3 separate regions of the Homo sapiens genome follow, and regions 1 and 2 are each linked to region 3. A link is a loop called in an ENCODE intact Hi-C map of the cell type or tissue named here. Cell type or tissue: chondrocyte. All regions are shown on one strand.

Region 1 (2,500 bases), 420 kb before region 3:
TGGGTCCAGGCTGGACGAGGGACTGAGGGTTTTGCTCAGAGTTCTTTTCTCTCTGGACCCAGGGGCCTCCTGCTTTAAGAAGACCCAGTATGTGGGGGAATTTGGGGGCTTCATGAAGCAGCCTCTGAAAGGCAAACCAGAAAGCGTCTCCTGTTTACGAAGGGTTTCTGCATTAGTTTCCAGGTTCTCGGTTGCCTTGGGCTTGTCACTGGGTCTGCTGTCTGACCTTGGGCAGGCTGCTTTCCCTCTCTGTCCTCAGTTCTGGATGATCACTGGAGGCTCTGCCAACACCATTATTCAGACCTCACTGCAATCCCCCAAACCCCACCAATCTTTGCTGCCATTCAAGTCTTTGGGAGCCTGGGGAATACTACTTAAAGGCATTTCTCAGAACAAGGTCTCAGGTCAGGCTCAGTGGCTCACACCTGTAATCCCAACACTTTGGGAGGCCAAGGCGGGAGGATTGTTTGAGCCTAGGAGACCAGTCTGGGCAACATGGCAAAACCCGATCTCTACAAAAAATACACAAAGATTAGCAGGGCATGGTGGCGCATGCCTGTAGTTCCAGCTACTGGGGAGGCTGAGGTGGGAGGATCACCTGAGCCTGGAAGGTTGAGGCTGCAGTGGGCTGTGATCATGCCACTGCACACCAGCCTTGGTGACAGAGCAAGATCCTGTCTCAAAAAACAAACCAAACCAAGCCAAACCAAAACAAAAACAAAAACTCAGAACGTCTCAGATTTTAGCAGCCCAAGGTTCTCTCAGCAGCAGCCCCAGCTGTCTGCTTCCCTTCCAGGTCCCGTTCCAGGGGCAAGGACTGGGTCTGGACCTGGGGGTGGGGGTGGGGAGGGGCCATATGGGGAGTCTCCTCATCTTGCGTACAAATAGTCCAGGAACCGGGGGGCCTGAGGACACTTATTCATGGTGGTCTGATTCTATGGGGTGGGGTAAGTGTCAGGGCATGGACCGTCTTTAGGCATTAAGGACATTCAGTGATGCTGTTTTGGGCTATTTCATTCAATAAAATATCAAAATAACCTCCTCCAGGGCACCTCACCCTTCTAACAACCCAGATTCTAAAGCGTTAACCTTGAGCCCAATAGGGGCTTCAGAACTCTGCTGATTGCTAGTTTATTAAACATATTTTAAATATCATTACTGATTATAATTATCCCCAAATTCCATGAGCCCCTGCTTGCTCTTATCTTCCTGGCCAGTAGGTGGCAGCACAGGAGCATTCAAGGTTCAGGGTTGCAGGAAAAAAGGCGCAAAACGTTGGTGGTTCAGTTAAACTGCAGGACCCAGTACGTGGGGGAATTTGGGAAACCTTTTCTTGGCTCTGCGGTGGTGCCCTGCTTACCACCAGGCACCCACCCACACACCACATCCCAGTGAGCGTGGGCAGGGGAGACCAAGGGAAGAGGATGACTCCACTTCCGGGAGCTCATTTGGGGAAGACGGCATTTGGGGGTATGTCAGGTGCTGTCCTGGAAAGTTTTTCCCCAAACCTGGGTCACACGTAATGAGATAATGCATTTATCTGCCCTGCTGTAAGTGCTTAGCCAGTGTTAGCTGTTCATACACATACTTCACTTCATTTAATCCTTACAACGAACCATTAGGTGAGTCTTAGCAGCCCATTTTACAGATGAGAAAATTGAAGCTCAGAGGGCTGGCTTCTGTTGTCCAGCATCACATGACAAGAGAAAGCAATGTGGGGCTTTGAACCCAGGTCTCAAAGTCCAGCTGTGTTCTCCTTCTAGCTGGCAAGCGGATTGATGCTGAACCTTTATCAAGCAACACACACAGATACTTCTCAAGGAGAATGTGGGGCTATACCTCCCAGGGCACAGGAGTGGGTAGACCCAGAGTTTTCCTGGGGGAGGTGTGATTTCAGAGGAACAAAATCAGAGACCAGGGTGTGTGGAGGGAGGGGCTGTTGAGGATGAGAGCTGGTCCCAGCTGCTGGGCTGGGAGGCAGGAGACCAGACTTGCATTTCGTTTCTGCTGTCCCATTGCTGTGTGACCTTGGGCAGGTCCTGGCCCTCTCTGGGCTTTCCTTTCCTCATCTGTGGATGAGATCATCTCACAGGTCCTTGCTGGTCCCCACTGTCCCAGAAATCCAGAAGCTCCAGTACTAAACCCTCTCATGAACAAAAGAAAACCAAGCCCATGCTCATAAAGCTGGTGCTGGGATTACCAAGGTCACAGACAGAAATGCCAGTTGGCCTGTGTAAAACAGCTCGACCCTGAGGCTGGGCCACCTGGGGCCCTGGGGGTGGCCTTGAGGAGGCTATTCCTGCCCTGGTCTCATCTGAGGGTTCACCTATCACAGGTGAGGCTGTCCAGGAAGCAGGTGCTGTGGTGGTTAGTGGTGGAGCCAGGAGGAAGCAGCTTGCAGCACGGGGAGCCGGCAGCCTGGGATGCAGCCCTGTGCTGCCTCTGCCAGCCCATGGGATCAAAGCAAAGACCACTCTGGGTGGAGACAGCCAGGGCCTGG
Region 2 (2,500 bases), 160 kb before region 3:
AATTCCTGACCCCTTTGGCTCAGCTGCCCTTCCCCACAAATAAAAACCAACAAACAGGACAAATCAGGACAATAAAGAAGATTCATGCTAAGCTGTGGCAGAGGGGGGAAGGTATGATCGGGTGGGGGTGGGACAAGGAATGGCCAGGGAAGATAACTGGGTCAGGTTGGACCCTGGGCTGGGAGGGGGAGGGCAAGGCCCATCACCACAACTTAAGCAAAACCTAAGCTGCCCCCAGGTGCCATAGGTCCCTGTCCCAGCAGGGAGGCTGATGGGCCTGGGCCCATGCCCCTCCCCACCTTTGGGGGTCAGATAGTGGCCACCCAGGTCTGCTGGGTTGGGGCCTGACACAGGCTGTGCATGCCCATTCGGGCTGCCTGTGGAGAGAGAATGGAGTCACTGTTTAACCATGCTACCTGCCTCAGCCCCAGCAGACCACAGGAGGTTGGCCCCAGACTCAATGAGTGCCTGCAGCAGCCGTACAGACACAGCATCCTTGGCCACCTCATGCCCATCCCGGCCATCTAGGATCAGCACAACCCAGATGAGGCCGCTGAAGGGCACCGGATGCCCAGGAATCACCACCTGGTACCAGAAGCGGTGCCAGCCAGCAGGTCCTATGCCCAAACACTTGGTGAGGAACACAGAGCTGCCCAGCTTCATTCGTTGGCACAGCAACTGCAGGGTAGCCCGAGCCCCTTGGGACCCTAACTTGTCCCTTGCCAAGGCCAACTGGCTGCCGTCTGGCTGTGGGGACCACAAGGAGGGACCCACAAGCTGCTGGCGAAGTCGCTGCTTCAGTTCTGGCTTGAGCCACTCCACAGCCACCTGCTCTCCACAGAGGTGTGGCTGCCCTTCCTCCAGGGCCTTTTTGGCCATGGCAGCGGTCCAGTGCGAGCTGAATTTGAGCAGAGCGATCTGCCCGGGCGCCGGTCCGGGGCTGGGCAGCAGCCGCGCCTCCTGCAGGCCGGGACCCAGCGGCTGCAGCGCGGGCTGCAGCGCGGTGCGGGTCAGATTCGGCGGCAGGCAGTCAACGCTCAGCTCACACTTCCCGGTGCTGCGGCACAGAAGCAGCGGGCAGGACGGCCGCAGCGGGTGGTTGTGCAGCGGGCGATGGCGGCCTGCGCGCCGCGCCGCGAGCTGCAGCGGGCATATGCGAAGCCGCGGTTCAGGCCGCTGAAGGTCATCATCAGGCGGAACTCGTAGAGGCGGCCCACGCGCTGGAACAGCAGGATAGCTGGTGCTCATACACTTCCTGAGGCAGCCGCCCGATGAACACCTCTGACCCAGCCGGCGGCGGGCTGCCCACCCAGCCTGGGGGTGGCCCGCCATACTTCCTCTGCCCGTTCACCTGCACCAGGCGATGCCTGTCTGCCTGACCCACGCCTCCAGCGCCGCCTTGTTCTCTGGCTTCACCCTCTCACACCACAGCTCACAATCCCGCGTGGACTGCATGGCTCTCTATTCTCTTTTTTTTTGAGACGTAGTTTCACTCTTGTTCTCCAGGCTGGAGTGCAATGGCAGGATCTTGGCTCACCGCAACCTCCGCCTCCCGGGTTCAAGCGATTCTCCTGCCTCAGCCTCCCAAGTAGCTGGGATTACAGGCACCCGCCACCATGCCCAGGTAATTTTTGTATTTTTAGTAGAATTTAGGAGTTTCCTAAATTCTGGGGGCTTGTCTCCCTGTTCCCCCACCCCGACTAATTTCCCTCGGTCGCTGCCACTGCCCCGTCCCTTAGGTCGCTCGGGCCGCCCCACTCCGAGACTTTTTTTTCTTTCGCTGGTTCTTTCAGCTTCAGTTTCCCTAGAGGGCGGGAGGGGAATATTTGGGGGCTCTCCTGCCTTCCTCTCCGAGCCGCGGAAGGGGAGACGCAGGGAGGAGGTCCGACCGGCTTTGGGCTCCAGCCAGGGGTCCGCGGAGACTATGGTCTCCGAAGGCCTTAGACGCGGGGCATTTCGCCAGCTGCGCGTCTCTCTCAACCGCGCCACCAAGCCCGGAGTCCAGCCGCGCCTCGCTGCGCCCAGCCCCGGCGCCCCAGGCTCTCTGCCCCCGACTCAATGCTCCCGCGCTCCCCCAAGCAGCCGCTGCGCCACCTCGCCCCGTCCCAGGCTCGTAGGCTGCTCAGCTCACGTGACCGCGCTCCGTTAACGGAAGAAACGAGATGGAGGCTGAAGGCGATCCGCAGTGGGGCCCCAGCCATTCGGATTGAGCCTTCTCCCTCCAACCGCTTCCGCAGGCCGGGCCCCTCCTGCCCTGCCCCTCTGGCCTCCCCACCCGGCCCCAGCCGCCCCCACTGCGCCCATTGCGCCCGCCCCTTCCCGGCCGCTTTCCCTTCTCCCTCCGCCTCGGCTCCAACATGAGGGGCCGGCGGGGCAGGCCGACCAAGCAGCCCGCGGCTCCCTCTGCGGAGCGCTGCGCCCCGGCCCCGCCGCCGCTGCCGCTGCCCACGTCCGGACCCATCCGGGGTTCCGCTCGCGGCAACGCGGTAGCAGCCCGGGC
Region 3 (2,500 bases):
GTCGGGCACGACGCCCACCTCTGTCCGAAGACTTCGGATGAGCTCCCTCTCCCCAACCGCGAAACGTGAGGGGTGCACGCCCGCAGTCCCTCATCAGCAATTCCCAAGCTCCAAAGCTCCCTGGAAGCCCAGAGGCTTTTCGTAATCCAATTGGTGGCAAAATTGCGCTTGAACTGATGTGAGGCTGCTGATGGTCTTTATTTATCGCACTTGTGTGAATATTCATGTTTCGCTGCAGAAATGCAAATGAGCTCGATGGTCGGCTGCTGCCCCAAGCCCTGCTGGGAGGTTATATAACCTACTGCAGGTGTGTGCCCCATATTATCTTTCCAAGTCCCAGCTGTTCTGTATTCCGAAGCGCATCTGGGCACGGAACGGGGGATTGCGGGCCTGCCCCGGCCCAACCGACTTGCCCGTCTCCCAGGAGTCTGGGGTCAGATGAGAGGGTGGATGTGAAAGTCAGGCGTCTGCTTCCCTTTGAGGGTGCTTCCAGCATTTCAGTTCCTTTTTTTAAAGAACTCTTGATGGGTTTGTTTCAGAAAGACGTCCGGTTAAGTGAGGTTGTTTTTTTCCCCCTCTTCAGAGTCCAGTTGTGTTCATCTGGGAAATCGAAAATAGAGCACGTTTTAAAAACAGGTCTTACATCCTCAGAACACTCTAGGCGACCCTGACATTTTGAACTTTAGGAACTTTTCAGAGAGGGGCAGCCCGAGGGGAAAAAAAGATGCTCAGAACCGTTCTGCCATCTGCCACCGGCCGTGTGATGATCTAGGGGCAGTTCTTTTCCTCTCTTAGGGTCTCGGTTTGTTCTTTAGCCCAAAGGGAGGGGTTGGACAGATGACCTCTGATCCTCGGGAGCCTCTGATTTCTTTCGCTGTACCTGATGTCATTACCATGAACACTGATGCCCACTATGTGCCAGGACTGAGTCCGGGATGCCCAGACGAAGGAGACACGCCTCCGTAGGCCCGCTGCTGGGTGTTCCCTCCGCCCGACTCGTTACAATGCAGAGCTCAGGTTTTGAGACTAGGGAAAGGGGAACTGGATTCTGCTGGGTCACCTGCCAGCTGCTGACAGCCACTTAACTTACACGCGAGGACGTTCCCCCAGGCCCAGCGTCCTCTGGTGTAAGCACAATACTTAAGGATTAGGGTTGTGAGCCTTAAACGAGGTAAGGCTTCGAAGCGCTTGACAGCAGCAGGGGGTCCACCCAGGCTGTCTGGGTAGTCCTGGTTTGGCTTCCCTGGGTCTCCGCCGCCTTCACTCAGGCTTCTGCAGCGGTAGCCCGCCGCCTTGTGGCCAGGGTGGGGAACGGCACCCGGCGGGCGGGGCTGGGCACTGCCACTCTGTCCTAGTGACGGTGGGAGGGTGCCTGCCCATCTGAGCAGAGCCCCTGGAGGTGGGGGAATGGCCTTGCTCTTTGAACCTCGCATCTGGCCCAGGGTCTGGCTCAAACAGAGTGCACAGAGAGTGTGTGTTGAGAAGCGCAGAGGTGCGGCAGCCCTTTACCTATGAGCCAGGGCTCTGTAGGTCTGCAAGGGCCAACACCCCAGGCCCCAGGACCAAAGAGGAAGGAGACTGCCCAGGTCCTGACATCTCCTGAGAAGACAGATCACCCCGGCTGCCAGGGCGCCTGCCAGGTGGCCCCTCTGCCCATCCTTCCTCCAGCTCCCAGCAGGTTCCCAGTTGCAGTGGCATATGGAGGGAGGGGCACCGATGATAGGGGTAGGGGACTTACCCAGGGGGGGAATCTAGGACATTGGCCAGAGACAGGCAGCTCTCTGGCCCCACTTGTGACCTCCACAAGTCGCTTTGCATCTCTGGTCCTGTTTCCTCCCCTGTGCGATGTGTGCAATAATACCACGTTCCCTGCCACAGAGCTTTATTCAAGAGGCAGCTGTGGGTCTCCCTGGTGCTCCACCCCCAACAAAGTCCAGGGTAGGGAGTTGGCCCTGCCCCCGCAAGGGAACCCCATCCCTGCTCTTAGTTGTCCCAGGCAGAGTTTCCCCACCATGATCCTCCAGGCCCATTCACTCCTTCATTAGGCATCAACTAGCTGAATACCTGCCAAGCCCTGGTGAGCCTTCGGATCTGGAGAGGACTGAGGCACAGCCACGATCCTGGGGGACTCACCCTCTTGGATAGGAGGCCAGCAAGAGAAGACATGGGGCCGGGGCTCAGAGTGGAGCATAGGGTTGAGAGTGGGTGCCCACCCGGGCAGGGCCTCGTGGGCCCTTGCCAGGAATGTGCACATTATCCTGCAGCCGCTGTGAGGCTTTTAGCAGAGACAGGAATGGGATTGAGAAAAAAATCCCTGTGGCCAGGGCTTCAAGAATGGCTGAAGCTCTTGGTGGTCTCGTGGGCATGTGTGGAAACAGAGGTTTGGGAGATGGATGGGCAGGGTCTGGGGGCCGAGGGAGGTGGGAGGGAAATCAGGTTGAGTTCTAGATTCCCAGCTGGCACTCGTGGGCAGACAGTGGTGCTGCTTCCTGACGGGGGG

What was found. Hi-C counts contacts between places; a loop is a spot of excess contacts. Peaks named below come from ENCODE experiments on the same cell type or tissue, not always from the same donor. Only the 100,000 strongest peaks of a DNase experiment are listed, where the experiment ranks them.
Region 1: a loop joins it to region 3, with 3 times the contacts of the local background. A loop is called at or near these places in 5 of 110 quality-filtered maps.
Region 2: it touches region 3 in a loop (7-fold over the local background); 16 of 110 quality-filtered maps call a loop at or near these places.

Annotation. Positions count from the first base shown.
Region 1 is chr17:45,851,605-45,854,104 of GRCh38, reverse strand. All of the region lies in intron 1 of MAPT-AS1 (MAPT antisense RNA 1), which reads left to right. Among named protein-coding and RNA genes, the nearest start is that of SPPL2C, 8.0 kb to the right of the region's middle. In chondrocyte, CTCF peaks have their summits at 969 and 1,214 (motif pointing right); no DNase peak of the experiment used is centred here.
Region 2 is chr17:45,584,826-45,587,325 of GRCh38, reverse strand. It overlaps the pseudogene DND1P1. Among named protein-coding and RNA genes, the nearest start is that of LINC02210, 34 kb to the left of the region's middle. RefSeq lists an enhancer at 2,031-2,500. In chondrocyte, CTCF peaks have their summits at 759, 971 (motif pointing left) and 2,022; DNase peaks (open chromatin) are centred at 1,387 and 2,080.
Region 3 is chr17:45,427,029-45,429,528 of GRCh38, reverse strand. All of the region lies in intron 4 of ARHGAP27 (Rho GTPase activating protein 27), which reads left to right. LOC124904016 (a long non-coding RNA gene) reads right to left here and starts at 966. Exons shown (of 2, transcript XR_007065825.1): 1 at 881-966; 2 at 180-600. In chondrocyte, a CTCF peak has its summit at 1,291 (motif pointing left); no DNase peak of the experiment used is centred here.